Linked DNA regions of Homo sapiens: region 1 is linked to region 2. A link is an interaction called in ENCODE POLR2A ChIA-PET data of the cell type or tissue named here. Cell type or tissue: IMR-90. All regions are shown on one strand. Each heading gives the region's core, and the rest is flanking DNA. Links, peaks and the distances in the headings are about the cores only.

Evidence for each region. Peaks named below come from ENCODE experiments on the same cell type or tissue, not always from the same donor. Only the 100,000 strongest peaks of a DNase experiment are listed, where the experiment ranks them.
Region 1: POLR2A ChIA-PET joins it to region 2 with 7 read pairs; 2 of 35 experiments call an interaction of 5 or more read pairs at or near these places.

Annotation. Positions count from the first base shown.
Region 1 is chr1:70,240,924-70,245,320 of GRCh38, reverse strand. It overlaps SRSF11 (serine and arginine rich splicing factor 11), which reads right to left. Exons shown (of 12, transcript NM_001350605.2): 8 at 506-637. Among named protein-coding and RNA genes, the nearest start is that of SRSF11, 22 kb to the right of the region's middle. In IMR-90, for the core only: no CTCF peak of the experiment used is centred there; no DNase peak of the experiment used is centred there.
Region 2 is chr1:70,485,105-70,489,501 of GRCh38, reverse strand. No RefSeq gene overlaps it. Among named protein-coding and RNA genes, the nearest start is that of CTH, 76 kb to the right of the region's middle. In IMR-90, for the core only: CTCF peaks have their summits at 1,417 and 2,201; a DNase peak (open chromatin) is centred at 2,101.

The sequences.
Region 1 (4,397 bases), core at 121-4,120, 240 kb after region 2:
GATTTAACTAAATATATAAATGAACAAAATAATGCCAAATATAGAGTTGCTTCTAGAAAATTAAGATAAATATTTTAGCAAGAGATAAAAAGCAGTTGCTAAAAAAATTAAGTGCTGTGAAATTGTATGCCTCACAACTATAAATGACTGGGGGCATACTAATTTAAAAGTGTTTGGTTCTACACGAAAAGACTGGTTTTTGAATATATTTTTAGATGGAAATAAAACGTTACGGTATTTCTTATGAAAGAAGGTAGCAGGACAGCTAACAATTCCTACTACTAAGAAATTTTACTTAGGCCCTCAGCTGTAAGCTGAAGTTTCAGTTTACAAGGAAGCACCAGAAAGCAAACGTCAGCCTCCTCAAACTCAAATATTGACAGTTTCTTCCCCTGTCTAGCCCTATTTCTCTGCCCCGCACCCCAACCACCTCTTTTGTTACTAAGTAGCACAGTACTAGGGGTACTGGGAACCCTAAAATTTGCTTTCTCACCCAATGCTATACCTTGTTTTTGATGTGCTCCTTGACCTTCTACCTCTTTCTCTGGAATGAGATCTTCTCCGCCTTGGGCTTTTGGATCGTCGCCGACTCCTAGACTTAGAATGTGACCGCCGTCTCGATCTGCTTCTTGACCGCCTAATAGTGTAAAAGGAAGCCAATACATGTGTATAAATGTAAAAAGACTATAAATTTTGTGCTTAGTATCAGACAAAAGATTCGGACATATGGACTAAACAATTAAATGGGGGATAATTCCCTTCCATTTGCTATTATTTAGCCCATAGAACAAACACCTTCAACACCTTAGAAATTAGTAATACCTTTTAACACTTGGAATTCCTCACCTTTTAATGATTTGCTCAACCTGTCAGATAGGTCCTTCTATGCCCACTGTACTTACAACTCCAAGGTTAAAAATACTACTAGATCATGAAGGAGAATAAAAGTATGACTTATTTGCATCATCTTATACAATTATATAGCATTTTAGCATGTATTTCTTATTTGATTCCTCATTAGTGCAGCTTAAACCTTCCTCATCATAAATCAAATACTTATATCACGCTATATATAAACTACAAATTGGTCTCGTAAGTCCATAAAGTAAATGCCACTATTATTTCTATTTTATAAAGAGAAACTACTTATTGTGTTGCCATCTCCTATTTCGAATTTTTCTCTGAAACAAATTCCACTCCTTTAATCCACAATTTAGGAAACTCCAGGCAATGCAGACCTTTTACAGATATATACAATTTGTATAAACTGCCTCTTTTACTCTCATTTTTCCCTGACATATCTGTTTCTCTACTCCCTGCACCGAGCCCCCATCCATTGTGTCCTGACCTGGCTCTTCCAGGACTAAGAAGCACAATTAACCTTTAGATGTTGTCATCCTCCCTACTGCATTAAAACTCATTCTCCTCTATCTTTTAAGCGATGGGGTTTTGCCATGTTGCCCAGGATGGTCTTGAACTCCTGGGCTCAAGCCACCAGCCCACCTTGGCCTCCCAGAGTTGGGATTATAGGCATTAACCACCACAACCGGCCCATTCTCTTCTATTTTAAAAATTAAAAATAAGTTGCAATCCTTTGCTTAGTCTTGATCACTTAACTTTTAGTGACCATTCAACTTCTCTCTGTGCAACATTTCAAATATAGTCTAAATTTTCTGCCTACTTTTCTTTTCAAGGTACAAGAAAGAGTATGGACATCTTAAAGACTTGTGTTAAACTCTCATTTATAAGCCAGGTAACTTAAGAGTATTATCTAACCTCTCTGACCTTGTTACTTCAGCAGTCAAGGATAGTAACACCTCTATCACCAAATAATGACAAAGATTAAATGCAGTATATAGAGTCTAGCTCGGTGCCTTAGTGTAGGCACACACAAGTGACCCTTGAATAACATGAGCTTTAACGGCATGGTTCCACCTACACACTGTGTTTTTTTTTTTTTTTTTTTTTTTTTTTTTTTTTTTTTGCCACCAACCAAATGTGGATTAAAAACAGTATTTGAAGGATGAGGAACCCATGTATAGTCAGGACTGAGTTTTCCTATATGTGGATTCCAGAGGACTTGAGTATGCATGGATTCTGGTATAGATGGATTTGTAACCAATCCCCTGCATATACGGAGGGGACTGTACATTAAATATTGATGTCCTTCTTTCCTCTTACTGATGTACTAATATAGCTTCTGTTGCCATAACTCCCTAAAACAACTGCCTCAAAACCCATAGTAATGCCTCAATAAACTATTTGAGTTATTGAACTCAATTAACTTTAATTTTAATCTCTTATTTTCAGCCATATTTGAAACTATTTACTAAACAATTCCTTGCAATAACATCTCCACATCCTAAGATGTTTTTATCTACTTAACTACCCTACCATAGGCTCCACAAAGACATGGGAAGTAAGTCTTTTCATGACTGTATTCTTGAGCAATTACTACACTGCCTGATTTAAATAAAAGGCACCAATAATATACTTTGAATGAAATATAGGCATATAAAATATCAGAATCATAACCTTAAGAGATTAAACAGTTGTTTTCAAAGGGGAATGTACTACCGTCACTTTTCTACACTTACTAGTTCATATGAGCTTTTAACCAGCAAAAGAGATTAGTGTAACATATTTTTAATAAAGTCAAAAAGCTTGTGAAAGTCATGGTCATTTAACACACTATGTGATGCTTGATACTACAACTGGGCTGGACTCAGTGGCTTGTATCTGTCACCCCAGCACTTTGGGAGGCCGAGGTGGGCAAACAGCTCGAGCTCAGGAGTTCGAGACCAGCCTGGGCAACATGGCAAAACCCTGTCTCTACATAAAAAAAAAAGGTGCAAAAATTAGCCAGGTGTGGTGGTGCATGCCTGTAGTCCCAGCTGCTCAGGAGGCTGAGGTGGGAGGATGGCTTGAGCCTGGTGGGGGTGTGGGGTGTGGGGGGTGTGTGTGTGTGGTGAGGGTTACCACAACCCACAACAATGATTTCTGTTACGATGTATTACAAGTATCTGGATTCAGGGACATATTTCACTTCTACTTTTCACTGGTCATAGTAAAGTAATTAATATTAAAATGAGAGAGTCCCAGTAAGATTTAATATAAAGAAAAAGACACAGGCTCTCCCTTTTTTTTTTTTTTTTAAGACGGAGTCTCGCTGTCACCAAGCTGGAGTGCAGTGGCGCCATCCTGGCTCACTGCAATCCCCGCCTCCGGGGTTCAAGCGATTCTCCTGCTTCAGCCTCCTGAGTAGCTGGGATTACAGCTGCGCGCGCCACCACACCCAGCTGATTTTTGTGTTTTTAGGAGAGACGGGGTTTCACTATGTTGGCCAGGCTGGTCTCAATCTCCTGACCTTGTGATCCTCCGCCTCGGCCTCCCCAAGTGCTGGGACTACAGGCGTGAGCCACCCCACCCGGCCCAGGCTCTCCTTTTTCCTAAGAGTTTGGTAAAAGGAAACACATATAAATTGTAGTAATCATGAGGTATATCCTATTGCAGAGGTTAAACTAAACTATGAGAGCACTGTCATGGAAGATTAAGACTGCAAGCATTGTATCTTGAAGAAAGAAAAAGGAGTTCCTCAAAGCGGAAATGGAAGATGTGGAAAAGCATTAGGCAGAAAGGATCATGAGCAGAAACATGAAGACATAAAGAAAATGGTATGTTGAGGCAATTAGTCCTGTAACTTTTGGAGTGGCAAATGACACGTGTAAAAAGATAAACCAGACGGAATAGTAAAGAACCCTGAAAGCCATTCTAAGGTTTTATGTATCACCTTATCAAGGCAATAAGGAACTTCTCAGTATCTGTGACATGATCTGTATTTGGGTTTCTGAAAGACAACTCTAAGAATAAGACAGTGGGATAAGGTGGGTGACAGGGAATAAACAGACATAGCATACAGGATAACCCCTGTAATACTTCAAGAAATGACTTAAAATAAGAAAATGATATTAAAAGATAAAAACAGAGTGAAAAGATCATCTCTGAGACAGAAATGTGACTTTTTAGATATTTTATGATATAAGTGCTTTTAATAGAGACGTGACAAAGTCTAGGATTCAAGTCACACTGCTCTTTCAAAAATCCTGACAATAAATAGGAGAAATGGTTTTATCTAACCCTTGGTAAAAACTAAGGGGTAACGGACACTAAGAAAAGGCAGACAACTGACAGAACTAGGTTCCAGAAGAGATGAAGCCAGGAGTGAAGGTTTAAGAGTCAAGTGGTGAATGGCCGGGCATGGTGGCTCACACCTGTAATCCCAGCACTTTGGGAGGCCAAGGTGGGTGGATCACCTGAGGTCGCGGGTTTGAGATGAGCCTGACCAACATGGAAAAACCCAGTCTCTACTAAAAATACAAAATCAGCCAGGCATGGTG
Region 2 (4,397 bases), core at 239-4,238:
CCACGCCTGGCTAATTTTTGTATTTTTAGTAGAGATGGGTTTCACTATGTTGGCCAGGTTGGTCTCAAACTCCTGACCTCAAGTGATTTGGCCACCGCGGCCTCCCAAAGTACTGGGATTACAGGTATGGGCTACCGCACCTGGCCATTATTATTTTTAATAGTTTTCTTATTCTTTTAGTCTTTTTACTAAAGATATCCATAGTTGAAACACTATGATTTCAACATTAGTACAACAATCACGTTAGCATCCTTTCCGCTCAGATTGAAGAACTCCCTTTAGTGGTTCTTTTAGGACAATTCTGATAGCAATAAATTCCCTCAGGTTTTGTTTCATTTGTTCCTCTTCATTTCTGAAGGATAGTTTTGCTAGGTACAGTGCTCTTGGTTGACAGGGTTTTTTTTTCTTTTAGCACTCTGAATATATTTCGCTTCATCCCAGCCTATAAGATTTCTGCTGGGAAGCCTGTCGCCAAGTGTATTGGATCTTCCTTACATGTTATTTGCTTCTTTTCTCTTACTGCTTTCAGAATCATCTTTTTGTCTTTGACCCTTGAGAGTTTGGTTATATGTCTTAGGGTAATCTTATTTGAGTTTAATCTGATTGGTGACTTTTGACCTTCTTGTACCTGGATATTTATATCTTTCTCCAGATTTGAAAACTTTTAATTATTATTATTTCAATCTTCCTATTAAATATCTCTGATAAATTTCTGAATTATCTCTATTTTCTTGAAATTTATTGATCTTCCTAAAAACAGCTTTTTTAAATTATTTGTCTGAGAGATCACACATCTCTATCACTCTAGAGTCAGTCTCTGGCACCTTATTTTCTGGGGAGGTCATATCTTCCTGAATGTTCCTAATACTTGTGGATCTGTGACAACGTCTGTGCATTCAGGGATTGGATGTTTATTTTAGTCATTGCAGTCTGGCTTTGTTTGTGCCTGTCCTCCTTCAAAAGGCCTTCCAGGGATTCTAAGTATACTGACTGTATTAGTTCATTCTCATACTGCTATGAAGAACTGCCCAAGACTGGGTAACTTATAAAGGAAAGAAGTTTAATTGACTCATAGTTCCACATGGCTGGAGAGGCCTCAGGAAACCTACAATCATGGCAGAAGGCACCTCTTTACAGGGTAGCAGGAAGGAGAAGAGCAAGTAGGGAAAATGCCAGGCACTTATAAAACCATCAGATCTCATGAGACTCACTAATTATCATGAGAACAGCATGGAGGAAACTGCCTCCATGAACTAATTACCTCCACGTGGTCCCGCCCTTGACACGTGAGGATTATAGGGATAATGGGGATTGTGGGGATTACAATTCAAGATGAGATTTTGAGTGGAGGCAACAGCGAAACCTTATCACTGACTGTTGTGTTTTTTGAGACTGCGGCCATTGCAACCATCTCAACACTAGAGGATGCTCTAAGCCCAGGTTTGCTATGAGTCTCATGAGAAGGTGGCATGGCTTTCTGGCCCAGATAGACCCAGGGAAGACCCAAGGAGGGTATTGGGGCTGTATGGGAATTCTGGCCAAGGTCTTGAGTCCAGAAGACTGCCCTGGTGGCCCAGACATGTATACCTCCCAGCATGCCTCTGCACAGTCAATATGTGTCCTGACTGCAGCGTGAGGGACTGGTGTTGAAACTGGGCCTCTTTGGGATCTGCTGGCAGGCCCAATTCATTGACTGTAATGTGCATGCATCACCCAAAAGGTCCCTACACAACTAGGGTCATTCGTCAAATACAACAGCAGTGGCTGGAGATGAGACTGGGCCCCAATGTGGAAGGGATAGCACGCCTTCCACATTGACTCAGACAGGTATGCATCTCTCAGCATGTGCCTGCACAAACAAGATAGTTCCTGGCTGCAGCAGGAAGGACTAGAGCTGAGACCAGGCCCCCTTGGGATCTGCTATGGGACAGAGGCTAGAGAGCTCCATCTTAACTCAGAGGGGTGGGTGTTGCCCAGCAAGTTACTTTGCAGATGCAGTATTTCCCTGACTGCAGCTGGAGGGGCCAGAGCTGAAACTTGGCCTCCTCAGGTTCTGTTGTGGGATAGAGGCTGGAAAGCCCTGACTCATTGGCTCAGAATGTGCATGTGTCTCAGAAAAACCCTGAACAGATGGAATAGTTCCCTGATTACAGCAAGAGGGGTCAGAGCTGAGACTGTGTTTTGGCAGGAGCTCCTGTTGGACAGAGGCTGGAGAGCTCATCTCACAGGGCCAGAAAGGTGCTTGTCTCCCAGCAGGTCTCAGTTCAGGCAGGATAGCTTCCAAACTCCAGCAGGAGAGGCCAGAACTAAAACTGGGCTCCCTCAGGATCTGCTGTGATGCAGAAGCTGGACAGCCCAGTCTCAGTGACTCAGAGGCAGGTGTGTGTGTCTCCCAGGACTTCCCTGCACAGATGAGATAGTTCCCTGATCGCAGAAGGAGGGCCCTGAGCTGGGACTGGCTCAGGGTCTGCTGTGGGATCAAGGTTGGCAAGCACATCAGGGAGGCTCAGACTACCAGACTGCAAGAGATGGGTAAGTATCCCTCTGGGCCCTTTTATAAGCAGCTCTGAGCTGGGACCTCAGCTGAAGAAGGCTGGGCCAGAGCCATACAGCAACTTTCAGGTTCCATGCCCAGACTGATATCAGCAGGCAGACTAACCTTTCTGCCAAGGAACTAGTGTGCTCAATTCCTTCTGGACCCCTTGGCAGATGGTTTTGGTTGCAGGCTCAAAGCCAAATGGAACTAGAGCCAAGCACCTTGGAGGACTAGGCCACTTCTGGGCTTGAACCCAGGTGCAAACTTGGTGAATCAACCGCTTGACAGCACTGTCAGTCTGGACTCTCAAAACGATCCTTCTAGGTCTTGGACTCCATCAGGGTTTCACAAGCATCTACCTGAATACTGAGGCTCTTATAGAGTGACTTTTAACTATGTCTTGGTGTAGATTTCTTCTTGTTGGGAGGATATAAGAGGGTTACCTTCTATTCCACTATCTTGGTGATGTAATCTGCCTCCATTTTTGCTCATTTTTGTTTGTTTGTTTGTTTCTTTTTGACACATGGTATCATTCTGTTGCCCAGACTGCAGTTTAGTGGAGTGATCTCAGCTCACTGCAACCTCTGCCACCTGGGCTCAAGCAATCCTCCCACCTCAGTCTCCCAAGTAGCTGGAACTACAGGCATGTGTGACCACGCCCGGCTAATTTTTATATTTTTTGTAGAAATGGGGCTTCACCATGTCACCCAGGCTGGTCTCAAATTCCTAGACTCAAGTGATCCGTTCGTCTTGGCCTCCCAAAGCGCTGGGATTACAGGTATCAGCCACCACACCCGGCCCATTTTTGCTCATTCTTATCTTTTCATCAGACATACCACCATCCTCACAAACACCTGCTGGTTGAAATGTTGTTCATATTAGTTTTTTGTTACTGCTGAAATAAATTACTGCAAGTTTAATAGCTTCAAAAACACAGATATATTATCATAAGGTTCTTTAAGTTCACAGTCTTACATGGTCTCACCGGGCTAAAATCAAGGTGCTGCATACCTTTCTGAAGCTCTGGAGGAGAATCCACTTTCTTGCCTCTTCTGGTTTCTAGAGCCTCCTGCATTCCTCAGCTTATGTCCACTTTTACTTTTACTCTGTTCTAAGTCGGCAATGTCATACCTCTGTGATCCTACTTCTGTCTTCTGCTATCACATCACTCTCTGACCACAGCCTCTCCCCGTCTCAAGGTTCTTAACCTTAACCACAAAGTCGAAGTCCCTTTCACCATGTAAGATAACATATTCACAATTTCCAGACATTAGGATATGGACATCTTTGGGGGTCCACTATTCTGCCTACCATACTGCTCATTCATTTGCAGCCATAACATTCTAACGCATAGTTAGTGGAATTATAATTGGGAAATTGGATGGTAGTTCCAAACATACTGAAATTAAATGTATACATTCATTTTAACTCCATGTAACTTCACACCTGTGAAGTGTATGCCACAGAAATACTTAGACATTTATTCATTTAACATACTTAAAATATGTTACACTCCAGGTATTTTTCCAGTTGCTAGGAAAAAAGAGAAAGCCCTTGACCTCAAACCACTAGTGAAAGAAGGCAAAGAATAAGCAAATAAATATGAATTATGTGACATGGTTATAGTAGATACTTTTTTCAGTTGATGAGACCAAAATATTTAGTTTTGCTTGACTCCTGTTTTTTCTTCACACCCCATAACTAATTCATCAGCAAATTCTAATGGTTCTATTTTCAAAATACTTCAGAATCCTACCATCTTATGTGTGCCAATATACATTTACAAAAATGTTTTCCTAAGTAAATCAAGGCACTATTAGCAGATAAATAAGGATGAATGATCAGAAGGAAAAAACAAACC